2 separate regions of the Homo sapiens genome follow, and region 1 is linked to region 2. A link is a contact called in ENCODE POLR2A ChIA-PET data. All regions are on one chromosome and are shown on one strand. The core of a region is the stretch at or near the end of the contact, and the rest is flanking DNA. Distances in the headings are between cores, read along the strand shown. Region 1 holds the start of SP8 (Sp8 transcription factor). Region 2 holds the start of GNA12 (G protein subunit alpha 12).

Region 1 (6,697 bases), core at 175-2,674, about 18 Mb after region 2:
TGAGGGAGAAGGCGCTGGAGCCAGGCGAGCCGCCGCAGCTGAACGAGTCGGACACCAGGGCCGCGGCAGCCGCGGCTGCTGCCGCGGCCGCCGCAGCCGCCGAGGACGAGCCGCCGTTCCTGGAGGCCCCGGACACGCCGAAGCTTGAGAGACTGGAACCCACTACGTTGCAGCTGGCGGAAGAAGAGGACGAGGAGCGTTTCCAGGGGTGGAAGCCTTTGCCGAAGGAAGAAGAGCTGTCCGAGAGGGAGGAGGGAGACGGGCTGGGGCTGCCTATCTTATTACAGGTAGCGGCAAGCATGGCCAGAGGAGTCGATCCCAACCTCGGTTCTTCCTGCGAGGAGGAGAGGAGAAGGAGTGGGGGAGGGGAGGTGGGCAAAGGGCCGGTGGGGGAGGAAAGGAAGAAATGTGCATCAGTCCTTCGGTAGCCTCCAAAGCGCCCCACTGCACCCCATCTCTCGCTGCGGCGCGCCGCCACCAACTCACCTGGCACCCCCAACAGCCCCGGCGCCCGGCCGCTTCCTACTCTACAGGAGGGGACAAGTTTGGCTGCCGGCGTCTGATTCGGGAGCAAGCACCACGCTAAAGAAGAGTTTGACAAGTATTCTCACCTAAAACAACACTCTCTTGCACACAAAGCCCCAGACACTTCGTAACAAACAAGCAAAAAGTCCAGATTGGAGAGGAAGGAAGTTTTCTTTGCCGAGAAGCCTGGGGGAAAACCATTGGATTGCTTTTAAGAGCGCTTCCCTGTAATCCGGAGAGCTTTGAAAAACCTGTTCGGGTCCCCAGAAACCCATCCTGGGTTGTTTCTCCCAGGCCAAAAGAAATCAAACTGTAGGGCTCACTCTTTCTTCCTGCTTTTCTTTCTTTCTTTTTTTAAAAGCATATCTACAGTAGTAAAAACGAGACGAGTTCAACGTACCTGCGAGACAAGGCGGGCTGCAGAATTTTTTTTTAAGGGTTAGGGGAAGAATCTGCACTTTGCCCAGAAGGAAAAACTTGCTCTCTTTACCCCCGAAATCGGTGCCTGTAAAATGGGCTGGACGCAGGTCTCCCGGGCAGGGAGCAGCGAGGCGCTGCGCGGTGGCTTGTCTAAATGCCCTTCGAACCTTTTCCTGCGCTGAAAAAAAGTGACTCTGCCCCCTTCTCCCCCTTTTTCTTTTCTCCAAACTCACTTGTATTTAAAGAAAAAAAAAAAAAGCTCTCAATAGAGAGACTGATAGCCCGTGGCCTGGCCGGGGCGACTTTAACCCCCTCCAATCGGCAATAAAAGGAAACTAATTAAACCAGCAAGAGAAAATCCTGAGACTCACCCCTAGAAGTGAAGTTGCCATCACACAAAAGTGCCCTCCTCCTCTCAGAGGATCTTTTTTATATTGATAAATCAGAGGCAGTGTTTTTTTTAGAGGTGTGCAATACAATGATCAGTTCCGCCCATTCCACCACAATTGTAGCTCCCTCTCCGGCTTTGAAGTGCCGCGGAGGCGCGGCCAGCCAATCTGCGGCCTCGCCGGGCCGCGCGGCGCGCGCGCCGTGAGGTCATCGGCGCCGCCGCCTGCCGCCGTGGTGGAAGGGGGAGTGGGAGCGGAGGGGGCGGGGGCGGCTGCGTGTGTTACAAAGCGCAAAGCGCGCGCTCGCGTGTATGAGTGTGTGTGTAACAATGTAACTGTGTGCGAGTGTGACCAGGCGTAGGAGAGGACAGTGCGGAGACTGGAGGGAGGGGGGATGGGGGTGTGACACCGTAACAGTGACAGTGTGGTAAAGGCGGGGAGTGGAGAGAGTGCAGAAAAGGGAGGGTTGTGTGATAAGATAACTGCGTGTGCGACAAAGCGGGGTAGAGGGACAGAGCAGTTAAGTGTTGGGAAGGGTGTGAGTGTACGGTAGTGTAACTGACAAACCTAGGGAGGGAAGAGGGACTCAACTGGGTGGGGGGTGAGTGTGTTTGGTGTTGGGGGAGAAGGAGGGCTGTGAACATGTGTATTTGTGCGACAGAGAAGAGGGAAGGGTGTGTGTGGGCGCTTGTGTTGTGTGCGCGCACCAAAGCTGGTAGTGGGGAATGGGAACAATGCAATAAAGTGTGTGTTTGTAAGAGAGAGACTGTCGAGCTGAAGAGAGAAACCGACTAAGTTGATGGAGGCTGAGTGAATAAATATTCACAAACGCTGCCCCTGTCGCCAACTTCCTTTGGCTCCTTGTACCTAAAATCTTGAGTGATTTTTTTTTCTTAACTTGGTAAACAGCGTCACTACATTTTTGAAGAAGATCTTTAAACCCACCTTTTCTTTCCCGGCTCTCCAACGAAATAGTAGAAAGGTTGAGAGGCTAAGGGTTATTTTTAGGGATGCGTTGGGACGTGGATGCGCGCCTGCGCGCCCATGAGTTGTTTCTTTGATGCCGTGGCTTTTTTTTTTTTTTTTTTTTTTTTTTTCCCTGAGGTGGAATTCTGCTTTAGAAGTGCACGTCTCACTCTAGGGGAGGAGGTGTGTGTGTCCCGTGGTGTTGAGTAAATTTCAATACAAAAGGATTAGATAGAGAAGAGAGTAAGCGAGGGTCGTTTTTTCTTTGGGTAAGAAATTGAAGAGCGTTTTACGGAATTTAGAAATTTTCACAGAAAACCTCACTGCCTCTTTCTGAGAAAAGAATCAGGACTTTGATCGAAATATATGGGTTCTATTTATCTAAGAATAGAGAGGAGCTTTTGACAAATCTTGGACATTTATCCAGGCGTCAGTGTCTAATGGCGATTGGGCCAGAGATCTGTCTATGAGTGTGTGTGCATGTTAATAGATACACTTAGTTCAAATTCGGTGGGGTTTAGTCATTTGCTTGCCATTTGTGTTATTAGTTGCCTTCAGAAATGCCATTACAATTTCACTGCCACCACAAGGGAACTTAAACCGCAGAAAGCACAACACCAGTGTAGCAAAAAGTCCAGTCTTTGTAGCCCTATTGAATATTCATAAGTTATAAAAACAGTTCATATTTTTAACCAGTTACAAGTGCTCTCAGAAGTCTAATTTTAAAATGGAATTAACTAAAATGTGACTAGCTGGGCGAACTGTTTTGTTTTGACTGGGAAAACATTTTTATTTTACTGTTGTGTTTGAACCCCCCTCAAGGATTTCACAGCTTCTAGGGATGTCAAAAAATCTTCCTAGGGTTTACAAAATTTCGAAGTCAAGTTGTATCGTGTAAATTTCATTGAGCAGAGTTGAAACTGATGTTTGTGGTGTGAGAGTGTACATTTCTGACCCTTTTTTAAACGCTGTGGGGATATTGACTGTACATCATATCTATTGATTAAGGGGGTAAGGTATACTCTCATACTTTGAAGTAAGTGTGAAGTAAATTAATGAACTGCTTTCTTTCTCTGAGGGCTGACGCTTACCATAAATGTCGTGTTTCTCCCTGCAAGCCGCTCTGAATGATTTTAGCGTGTTGAGAAGGCGTGACAGGCCAGCCCAGAAGGAGGAAGGGGTGGGGGAAGGAGGGTACTCCGTTTAACAAATAAAAGAGAATTAACTTCATTGCTTTGGTCTCCTTCTTTAATGATATTCATTTTAAGGGCCTAATATACAGTTGTTCAGATTTGGGGTTTAATTCTAATCAATACCATCATCCTCAAAGGTGGAGAAAAACAGCTTTGAGGGGAGGCTCCCATCTATGAATAGTTATTTATTTTATCTTTTTATCCTCCTATCTTCTGGAAGGAAGTGAGGCAGGACTATTAAAAAGTTAAATGCTGATACTGAGAGTAAACAGAGGCGTTAACACTGTTTCCTCAAAAATGCCAGGAATTAGAAAAACCCAGCGTCATGTGACTGCAGTTTTGAGCTACCTAATTCTAAGATTTTTCAAGTGTATAAATTAACTTTAGAATCATATGTCATTCTTCCTATAAGTCACAACGTTGGTGTGGATTTAATGAAAATACTGGATTCTTCAGTTTGTGTAAGATTGGCTTGCAGCATTTGGGGATTTCCACAAAGGTGTGTATGTGCAACTTTCTTCATTATATATATGTATATATATTTTTTATTAGAAATATATGTATATTCCACTTACTTTCATATAAAAAGTGAGCTATTTCTTTCATAGTAGCATTGGTCAAAGGGCATTTTTTTCTTGTACCACCCTTCTTTCACTCCCTCCCCAAAAGAAATGGCTAGTGTTTGTGACATGAGGCATAAGGCAGCTGTGTTAAAAAGAAAAGACAAAGAGAATTATATAATTGACCAAAAATTTTAGCAGTCATAATTTTGCATCTAAATATGCTTGAAACTAGACTTAATGACAGCTCTTTCTCCACTTTGGAGAAGTGACCCAATCATTCTTAAATCCTGTCCCATAGGAGAGAACATCTGTAATCCATTGTTGATATAGCCTGCCTGGCAAAGCATTTCAGGGTGCATACACTTCGGTTTAACTTTTACGATATTGATTATTACTCTTGAGTATTATATTGTGATAATATAGATGTTTGAAAAAGAGGGGGAAGAAAAATAGGAAGTACAGGCTTTCTAACATTAATTAAAAGTTTCTCCACCCCATATGAAGTTTAATGTGCTGGCAGGAAGAGGGGTAGATGGATATTCTGCTGTTTCTTGCAAACCTGTGGGATCCACTATCAATAAAGCTAAAATCTATTAGCATTCTGTATGCATCTGCAGCATAAATTTCATTTGAATTTCAAATTTAATAAACTAGGAGGTTTTTAATCATCCCTGGTTTTATTTGTTTGATATTAACATGCTTATTGACCGGGTCTGGTGACCAGTTTGATCATTACAGGACAGCAAAAAGTTAATTAAAACGACCACAGCCCCTTAATCATATCATCTGTCTCATCCATGTCGCTCTCTTTATTACCGGTGATGATGGATAGTCTCCCAGATTAATTTCTCTGTTTCTTCGATTTGGACAACAGCTTTTGGGACCTAATTTACATCCTGGGAACAACTTGCTCAAGTATATCTAACACCTTGCAGCTACAATATACATCAACATCTCCTTAGATGGAACGGAGAAAGGAAGGTTTTTTGCAGGCAGGTTTGAAGACTAATCAATGCTCGGATCTGGAGGTCTTAGCTTTCACAACCAAAGAAACAGAAGGTCCTAAAAGCAAATTAGAGGCCTCAATTCCTGCTTTTCCTTTTGCGGGAGTAGGAAGTGAAAGATGCCTCTGCTGTTTGATTAATAGATTAAAATGTGTAGCTACAGCGACAAGTAAATAAAGTCATTTGTAACCATTAAGTACAATTAGGGATTTATAGTGGAAAACATCAAAGTTATCTAGGCTTTCAAGTGTCCGGCAGCTCATCTACACCAAATACGGTTTTTGAACTTGTTAAGTGTGGACCACTATAAACAGAGCGTCAAAAAAAAAAAAAAAAAAAAAAAAAAAAAAAAAAAAAAAAGAGAGAGAGAGAGAAAATAAAAGGAAAGGAAAAAAGCCTAATGGTAAAAAATGCACACAAACTGTAGCGCGTACCTCTGCAGGGTACGTTTAAACCCGGCTCTTAGCATCTCGGTTTCTAGAGCGTTGGCAGGGACATGCAGCTCTGGAAGCTGACCGGCGGGTGCCCGCGGGAGACAGAGCGAACGCAGTGCTGGCACTGCGTCCCTGGCCTGCGCCTCTCCCAGAATGGGAAGACGACCCCCAACCCCTTGACTAGTGTGCGGGGTCCTCGCACGCGGACGTGTTGGCTACTAAATAAAGCGTGAAGAGGGATCGCTGGGTAGCTGAGCGCCGCCGGCGGCCGCCGGGAGCAGCGAGCTGAGCCAGGTTGGGTGGGGGTGTTTCCTCGTCGAGAGCTCTCTGGTCAAAGTTTCCTTCCCGCTGGAAAACAAAAACAAAAACAAAAAACAAACCAAAACCAAAACAAACAAAAAAAAAAAACCTGGCTAGGCGTGGACCTGTGAATTCCTGAGGGGTGCCCCTTAGCAGTCCATTTCTCTTTCGTGTGGTTTTACTAAGAAGTTACCTAACATTTCCTGGGAAGAGAGGTAATACAAGCCCCTCGCTGGTGGCAGATTGTTGAGCCGTAGGTGGGAAGAGATCAGTCGGCCAGAGCCCAGAGAGGGCTGTATTTTCCTGATTGGAAAATGGGAACTTCCACGCTGAACAATAGCCTCTATTAGTGAGGTTATTTGGTTCCAAACTGTCCGGCCACATTTATAGCCGAGTCCTTACTTTTCTGGTAGTGCTTAATTGGATGCATTTGTTGACCACAACGAAGCAATAGTGACTCTTGATCTACTGGCACAGGAGCTTCTTGGTGATGAAAAGCGTTGCCTTGATGACTGTAAATAAATGAGACCACTTGAGAGAGCATTTCCTATTTTTTTCTTGACTTGATATTTTTCTTCCATTCTCCTTAATATTTACTTTTTCTTCTCTGCCACTTCAAAATGTTCAAAAGTTAGGGACACTTTAATTAAAAGAGATTTACTTATCTGACTTAGCATATTACCAGCTTTGATTTATTTTAGCTGGGATATTCAAATTGCATAGTTAGAAGACAAGCGGGACTTTCCCCATGTATCAAACAATCATCTTAGTAGTAGGTAAGTTCATAGATAGGAAAAGTATAAAGATATTTACCAAAATTGATGTTCAAAATCTCCATCTCTGTGTACAGCCTGTATTAAAGGAAGAAAACAAAACACCTTTCCCTATTTATTGTCAACACAC
Region 2 (6,690 bases), core at 3,673-6,172:
TAATTTGTTTGTTTTTGAAATGGAGTCTTGCTCTGTCGCCCAGGCTGGAGTACAGTGGCGTGCTCTCTGTGCACTGCAACCTATGCCTCCTAGGTTCAAGTGATTCTCCTGCCTCAGCCTACTGAGTAGCTGGGATTACAGGCACCTGCTACTGCACCCAGCCAATTTTTGTATTTTTTGTAGAGATGGGGTTTCACCATATTGCCCAGGTTGGTCTTGAACTCCTGGGTTCAAGCAATCTGCCTGTCTTGGCCTCCCAAAGTGCTGGGATTACAGGCATGAGCCATTGCACCTGGCCATGACATGTATGAAATGACAAAATTATCGAATTAAAGAACAGAGGCGGGGCACGGCGTCTCACATCTGGCACTTTGGGAGGCCGAGGCGGGTGGATCACGAGGTCAGGAGTTGGGGATCAGCCTGGCCAACATGGTGAAACCCCGTCTCTACTAAATACACAAAAATTAGCTGGACGTGGTGGTGGGCGCCTGTAATCCCAGCTACCTGGGAGGCTGGGACAGGAGAATCGCTTGAACCCCGGGGCGGAGGTTGCAGTGAGCTGAGATTGTGCCACTGCACTCCAGCCTGGGCGACAGAGCAAGACTGTCTCAAAACAACAACAGAATAGATTATTCACTGCCAGGGTCTGGGACAGGAAGGGGAGAGAGTGGCTACAAAAGAGCAACATGAAGGGTCCTTCTCTGATGGAAAGGCTCTGTATCGTGACTGTATCGACGTCAATATCCTGGTTGTAAGATTGTGCTATCTAGTTCTACAGAACATAATCACTGAGGGAAAGCTGGCAGAGGGTATGTGGGATCTCTACTATTTCTTACAACTGCATAGGACTCCAGAATTATCTCAAAATCAAAAGTTTAATTTTTAAAAAAGGCATGTTTAGTTCCTAGCTCTGCCATCTGCTAATTAGGTAGCTGACTTTGAACAGATTTTAATGTCTCTATCCTCAATTTCCTCATTCACTAAATGAGGTAATACCATCTGAAGCATTATGAAAATTCAACACCATATTTGAAAGGATCAGGCACGATGTGTACAGCACACAGTCCGTGCTCTAGAAGGAGCCTGTCAACACTAACCCTCTATATAGCCACAAGTATTATTCTAAATGGTATCATTCAAATGTCCAGTACTAAAGGCACTGCAGAGCAATTTATTTAAAGTCCCTTCCCTGGCCAAGTTTAGTATTTCACACATGTAATCCCAGCACTTTGGGAGGCTGAGGCAGGTGGTTCGCTTGAGTTCAAGAGCTCAAGACCAGCCTGGGCAACATAGTGAGACCCCATCTCTACAAAAATGAGCTGGGTGTGGTGGTACACACCTACAGTCCCAGCTACTTGGGAGGCTGAGGTGGGAGGATTGCTTGAGCCCACGAGGCGACGCAAGGCCACAGTGAGCCATAATCCTGCCACTGCACTCCAGCCTGGGTGACAGAATGAGACTCTGTCTCAAAAAATAAAAATAAAAAAATAAAATAGTCTCTTCTCAAAGTGATCTGTTCGAATAAAAATGCGGGGGTGGGGGCTGAAGAGGAGGAAACGATTTTTGGTTTTAAATTGAAAGATGAATTTCTAACTTGTTATTGAAATGGTCACGACACATGAAGTGAGTTTAATATGGAACTATAATTAGTAAAAAACAAAGCTGGAAAGAAGAACTAGGATACCAGTTAACACATTTTGTTTCTGCTGATAAGAAAGTCAGTGGAAGTTAGTGTTTCTATGCATCAGGAGGTTGAGTTTTCTTTTTTTCTTTTTCTTTTTTTTGAGACGGAGTCTCGCTGAGTTGCCCAGGCTAAAGTGCAGTGGTGCGATCTCGGCTCACTGCAAGCTCCGCCTCCCGGGTTCACCCCATTCTCCTGCCAGGAGGTTGAGTTTTCTAACACGCACTTCATACAGGGATTTAGATTTCAGATTCTATGTTTCCAAATACTTTCTCCATCTACTGAGTTGGAAGAAACTAGAGACAGTCAAACTGCTATACTTTTATGCCTGCCTGGTTCTGAGGTCTGGGCAAGCAGCAACAATAAAATCAGGATCTTTAACAGAGAAGTTACAGGGCAGGCCCTGAGACAGCCAAATGCACTTGAACACAGACGCTCCCAGTGAGCTAAGCTGGGCACCTAGTCTTCAAAGTTCACGAAGTATCTGACCAGAGCTCTGACGCACCGAGAGGCTTGGAAAGAGGTAAAATGAAAAAGGGTGTTTTATCAAATTATTTTCTTCCCTTCACAATCCTAAAGGAGCTCTATTAAAATGAAACATTTCCATGAGAAGTATGTCAAGTGCGAATACTGGCCTGGAAGTCTGGAGGCCAGGATTCCAGCACAGAGACCCCAGGAAGGAGTCACTTCATCTCTAGGGCTGAGGCAGGAGTCCTTATGGGTAAGTGATACAAATGTACCCGATAGGTTTCTACGGGGCTTTGCTAAATTTAAAATCTCCCAGGCACCATAAAACCTAGTCTCCAGGCAGGTTTTCTGGCATGGCAAACTTCTCTCCGACTCTGCTTTGAGATGATTGTCCTCGCCTCTAACTTGGTTTCCCCAAAATGGGCTGGGGAAAAAGTGGTGAGGGGACAAGGAAAGGGTAGAGAGGTAGGGAGGGAGGGAGAAAGGAAGGGAGGAAGGAAGAAAAGAAAAAAGGAAGGAAGGTAGAAAGAAAGGAAGAAAAGGAAGGCGGGAAGGAAAGGAAGGAAAGGAAGGAAGGGAAGGGAGGAAGAAAAGAAAGGAAGGAAAGAAAAGAAGGAAAGGAAGGAAGGAAAAAGGGAGGGAGGACAAAGGACGCTATCTAGGTGTAAGCAAGGCTGCACTGTTCCCTCATCATCAGTTTCCTCCAGATCTTCCTTGAGGCCCTTTAACACAGGCTCACGGTACTGAGAGACTGGAACCCCGACTTTATCAACTCTATGGTTCTTTTATTTTTTTTCACTGCCACTCAGGCTGGAGTGCAGTGGCCCAAACATGGCTCACTGCAGCCTCAACCTCCCAGGCTCAACCAATTCTCCTACCTCAGCCGCTCAAGCAACTGGGACTACAGGTGCATTCCACCATGCCCAACTAATGTGTTCATTTTTGTGGCACTGAGGTCTTGCTGTGTTGCCCAGGTTGGTCTCAAACTTCTGGCCTCAAGTGATCCTCCTGCCTCAGCTTCCCAAAGTGCAGGGATTACAGGCACGAGCCATCACACCTGGCCGACTTCTACAGCTTCTTTCACAAATATGGCGAAGAGAAAAAAGGAAGCAAGAGACAGGAGAATCTGGAGATTCATTGCAATGCATGTCGAGTCACACAAAACAATTATGCCACAATGGAGGAATTCTGAACACTGGATATCTGGTGATAATGAGCTATTACTAATGTTTAGGTTTGCTAATGGTACTGCGGTTGTGTTTTTACATGGAGGCCTCATCTTTTAGCCACTCATATACATCCTAAAACGTTTCCTAATCCAACTACACAAAGTTGGATTTGCTTGGAGACCATGGGGAGGGCACAGGTGAATAGGATTGGCACAGAATTGATGACTGCTTTAGTTGGGCTGTAGGTACTTTACAGTCAATCTACTATTTTCTCTACTTTTGTATACATTTGAAGTTTTCGTATTAGAAAGTGTGGCTCACACCTGTAATCTCAGCACTTTGGGAGGCCCAGGTGGGAGGATGGCTTGAGACCAGCCTGGGCAAGAGAGTGAGAGCCTTTCTAAAAAAACAGAAAAGTAAAAAGAGACTCATGGCTGGTTCCCGTCCAGTCTCCACTGCTCTTCTTCTAAGCTCAGCCGGAGGGCACGGCCGGTTGGGCTCCTATCCCACAAATCTTCCAGTGGGAAATGGACAGATACCATTCTGCTAGGGCACATCCAGGAGGGGGCTAAGTGCCAAGCCCCCACTCCCCATCCCCAGAAGCTGGCCCGAGTTCCCACTCCCACGGTCCCCAGGCACCCTAGAGAGGGCAGAGGCAGACCGGGCGCCATGACTCATGCCTATAATCCCAGCACTTGAGGGAGACCAAGGCAGGAGGATCACTTGAGGCCAGGAGACTGAGACCAGCCTGGGCAACACAGCAAGACCCCATCTCTACAAAAAAAAACTTAAAAATTAGCTGGGCTGGTGGTGCGCGCCTGTAATCCCACTACTTCGGGAGGCTAAGGAGGGAGTAGGGCTTGAGCCTGGGAGGTCGAGGCTGCAGTGAGCTGTGAGGGCGCCACTGCACTCAAGCCTGGGAAACACAGCGAGACCCCATCTCAAAAAGGGCGAGACGGGGTGGGGCAGAGACGACGCCAGCAGGCCTCGGGGAATGGGTCGGGGGGGAGTGGGGTGCAGGCGGGGCTGGATCCAGCATCCTCGCCCCAGGGGTCCCCGCCCGCGGCGGCGGACCACGGAGGGGCCCGGGGCGGGGGTTAGCGCCCCGGCCCACCTGGGTGCAGGTGCTGGGCGGGGGGCGCGCGTCACCTTGAGGATGTTGTCGAAGATGGTGTCGCGGAACTCCAGCAGCGCCTTCTGGTCGAACTCGCGGCCGTGGATGATGCGCATCTGCTTGAGGAACGTGGACTTGCCGCTCTCGCCCGCGCCCAGCAGCAGGATCTTCACCAGGCGCCGGACCGCGCGCCGCTCGCGGGCCAGCAGCGCGTCGATGTCGCGGCTACGCCTCCGGGCCTCGCGCTCCGCGTCGCGCGCGCCGCTGCCCGCCCTGCGCTCGCGGGCCCCGCCGGCCTCGGCCGGCAGCAGGCAGCGGCTGAGGGTCCGCACCACCCCGGACATGGCCCCTCAGGCCGCGGCCGCGCCCCGCCGGCGCCCGGGGGCCATGGACGCTCCCGCCGGCGAGGGCGAGCCCGGGCCGAGGCACCGCCCCACGCCCCGCCGCTCGCCTCAGGCCGCGTCCGCCGCCGCCGCTGCAGTCGCTCCGAGGCCCGCACTCGTCGCCCGGCCGCCACTCGGGCCCGGCGGAGGGGCGGGCGGCGCCGCGTGAGGCCCGGCGGATTGGGCCGGCTGCCGTCCATCTGGCCGTGAGAGCCCTTCGATTGGCTCATCTCGCCAAGGGAGGCGGGCATCCCTTCCGGCCTCGGGGCGGGGTCGACGCCGAAAGAGGCGGGATCTTTGAGGTGAAGGCGCTTCTCATTGGACGCCCAGGCTGAGGTTCTTTCTTTCAGAATGAAAGGGAGGCGGGGTCGCCCGGGAGGCGGAGCGATCGTCCGCCATGGCCAATTATAATTGCTCTGAGTGGACATCAGACGTGCCCAACGGGCTTTGGATTGGGTGTTCGGGGGACGGGGCGTGACGAGAAGTGCCAGGTGTACAGAAAGATTCTCCCTTGGTTCCCAGATTGGGTCCGCCTGTGAGACCAGGACCTCGCGGAGTAGCCCAAAGGCTGGGAAATGCTGATAAGAGGTTCAGCTGCTCGTCGTATTCCCTCCGATGATCTTGTTTCTACACTATTTTCCTTCCAGAAACACTGGAGGGGGATGGGCCATAAATTTCAAACACATGCACCCTTTGAGAGTGGCATGGGCTTCTAGGAGGCTTTGCGAAAAGCTGACTAATCACTAAAATCACCAGAAGCTCCCCCAAAAGTCTTATGTCTCACAGTGATTGAGAGAGTGGGGTCTGGAGTTGCTGGGCCTGAGTTGGAATCTCCAGTCGACCAGTTACTAGGTGTACTAGTTGCATAACTTTTTTTAGCAGCTTTCCCCACCCCCCCCAACAAACCCTTTTGGATGTTCTTAGCTTCCGTTTCCTCATCTGTAAAACGGGGGTGTCATTGACGACATTGGTTATGGCTTGACATTGCTCAAATCGTCATGAAGATATAAACTGAGAACATGAACTTACCAAACACTTAGCACGTGAGCTAGCCCAAAATCAGCTCTTGATAGAGATCAGCTGATTACAGATTCTTGACTCTCCCAGATCTACTGAATCAGAACCTCCTAGAAGGAGCTCAGGTATCCCTTAAGATTAAAGGCGTGAGCCGCCGCGCCTGGCCCAGTGTGTAGTCTTTTATCTCTCGCCACCCCCCACCTTTTACCCTGAGTCCCCAAAGTCCAATCTCTGTGCGGTGTCTGTTAACTCTGCTGATTATTTCTTTTGCAGTGCCGAAGCTTTTTAGTTTAATTAAGTCCCATCTATTTATCTTTGTTTTTGTTGCATTTGCTTTTGGGTTCTTGGTCACAAAGTCTTTGCCTAAGCCAACGTCTAGAAGGATGTTTCCGATGTTATCTTCTAGAATGTTTATGGTTTCAGGTTGTAGATTTAAGTCTTTGATCTATCCTGAGTTGATTTTTGTATAACGTGAGAGACGAGGATCCAGTTTTATTCTTCTACATGTGGCTTGCCAATTATCTCAGCACCATTTGCTGAATAGGCTGTCCTTTCCCCACTTTGTTTTCATTTGCTTTGTTGAAGATCAGTTGGCTGTAAGTATTTGGCTTCATTTCTGGGTTCTCTATTATGTTCCATTGGTCTCTGTGCCTATTTTTATATTAGTACCATGCTGTTTTTGTGACGATAGCCTTATAGTATAGTTTGAAGTCAGGTAAAGTGATGCCTCCAGATTTGTTCTTTTTGCTTAGTCACAGATCTAAACTCCCCAGAAGGCTGGGCACGGTGACTCACAACTACAGTCCCAGCAGTTTGAGATGCTGAGGTGGGAGGATCACTTGAGCCCAGGAGGTCAAG

Evidence for each region. ChIA-PET counts read pairs that join two places held with the same protein, here RNA polymerase II (POLR2A).
Region 1: POLR2A ChIA-PET joins it to region 2 with 14 read pairs in endothelial cell of umbilical vein. The contact joins the promoter of SP8 here to the promoter of GNA12 in region 2. POLR2A ChIA-PET finds 5 or more read pairs at or near these places in 2 of 52 experiments (BJ and endothelial cell of umbilical vein).

The regions. Positions count from the first base shown.
Region 1 is chr7:20,785,462-20,792,158 of GRCh38, forward strand. SP8 (Sp8 transcription factor) reads right to left here and starts at 1,425. Exons shown (of 2, transcript NM_182700.6): 1 at 1,317-1,425; 2 at 1-334. The coding sequence starts at 1,337.
Region 2 is chr7:2,839,386-2,846,075 of GRCh38, forward strand. GNA12 (G protein subunit alpha 12) reads right to left here and starts at 4,923. Exons shown (of 4, transcript NM_007353.3): 1 at 4,468-4,923. The coding sequence starts at 4,776. RefSeq lists enhancers at 1-90, 4,230-5,047, 5,010-5,304, 5,287-5,416 and silencers at 4,397-4,446, 4,787-5,116.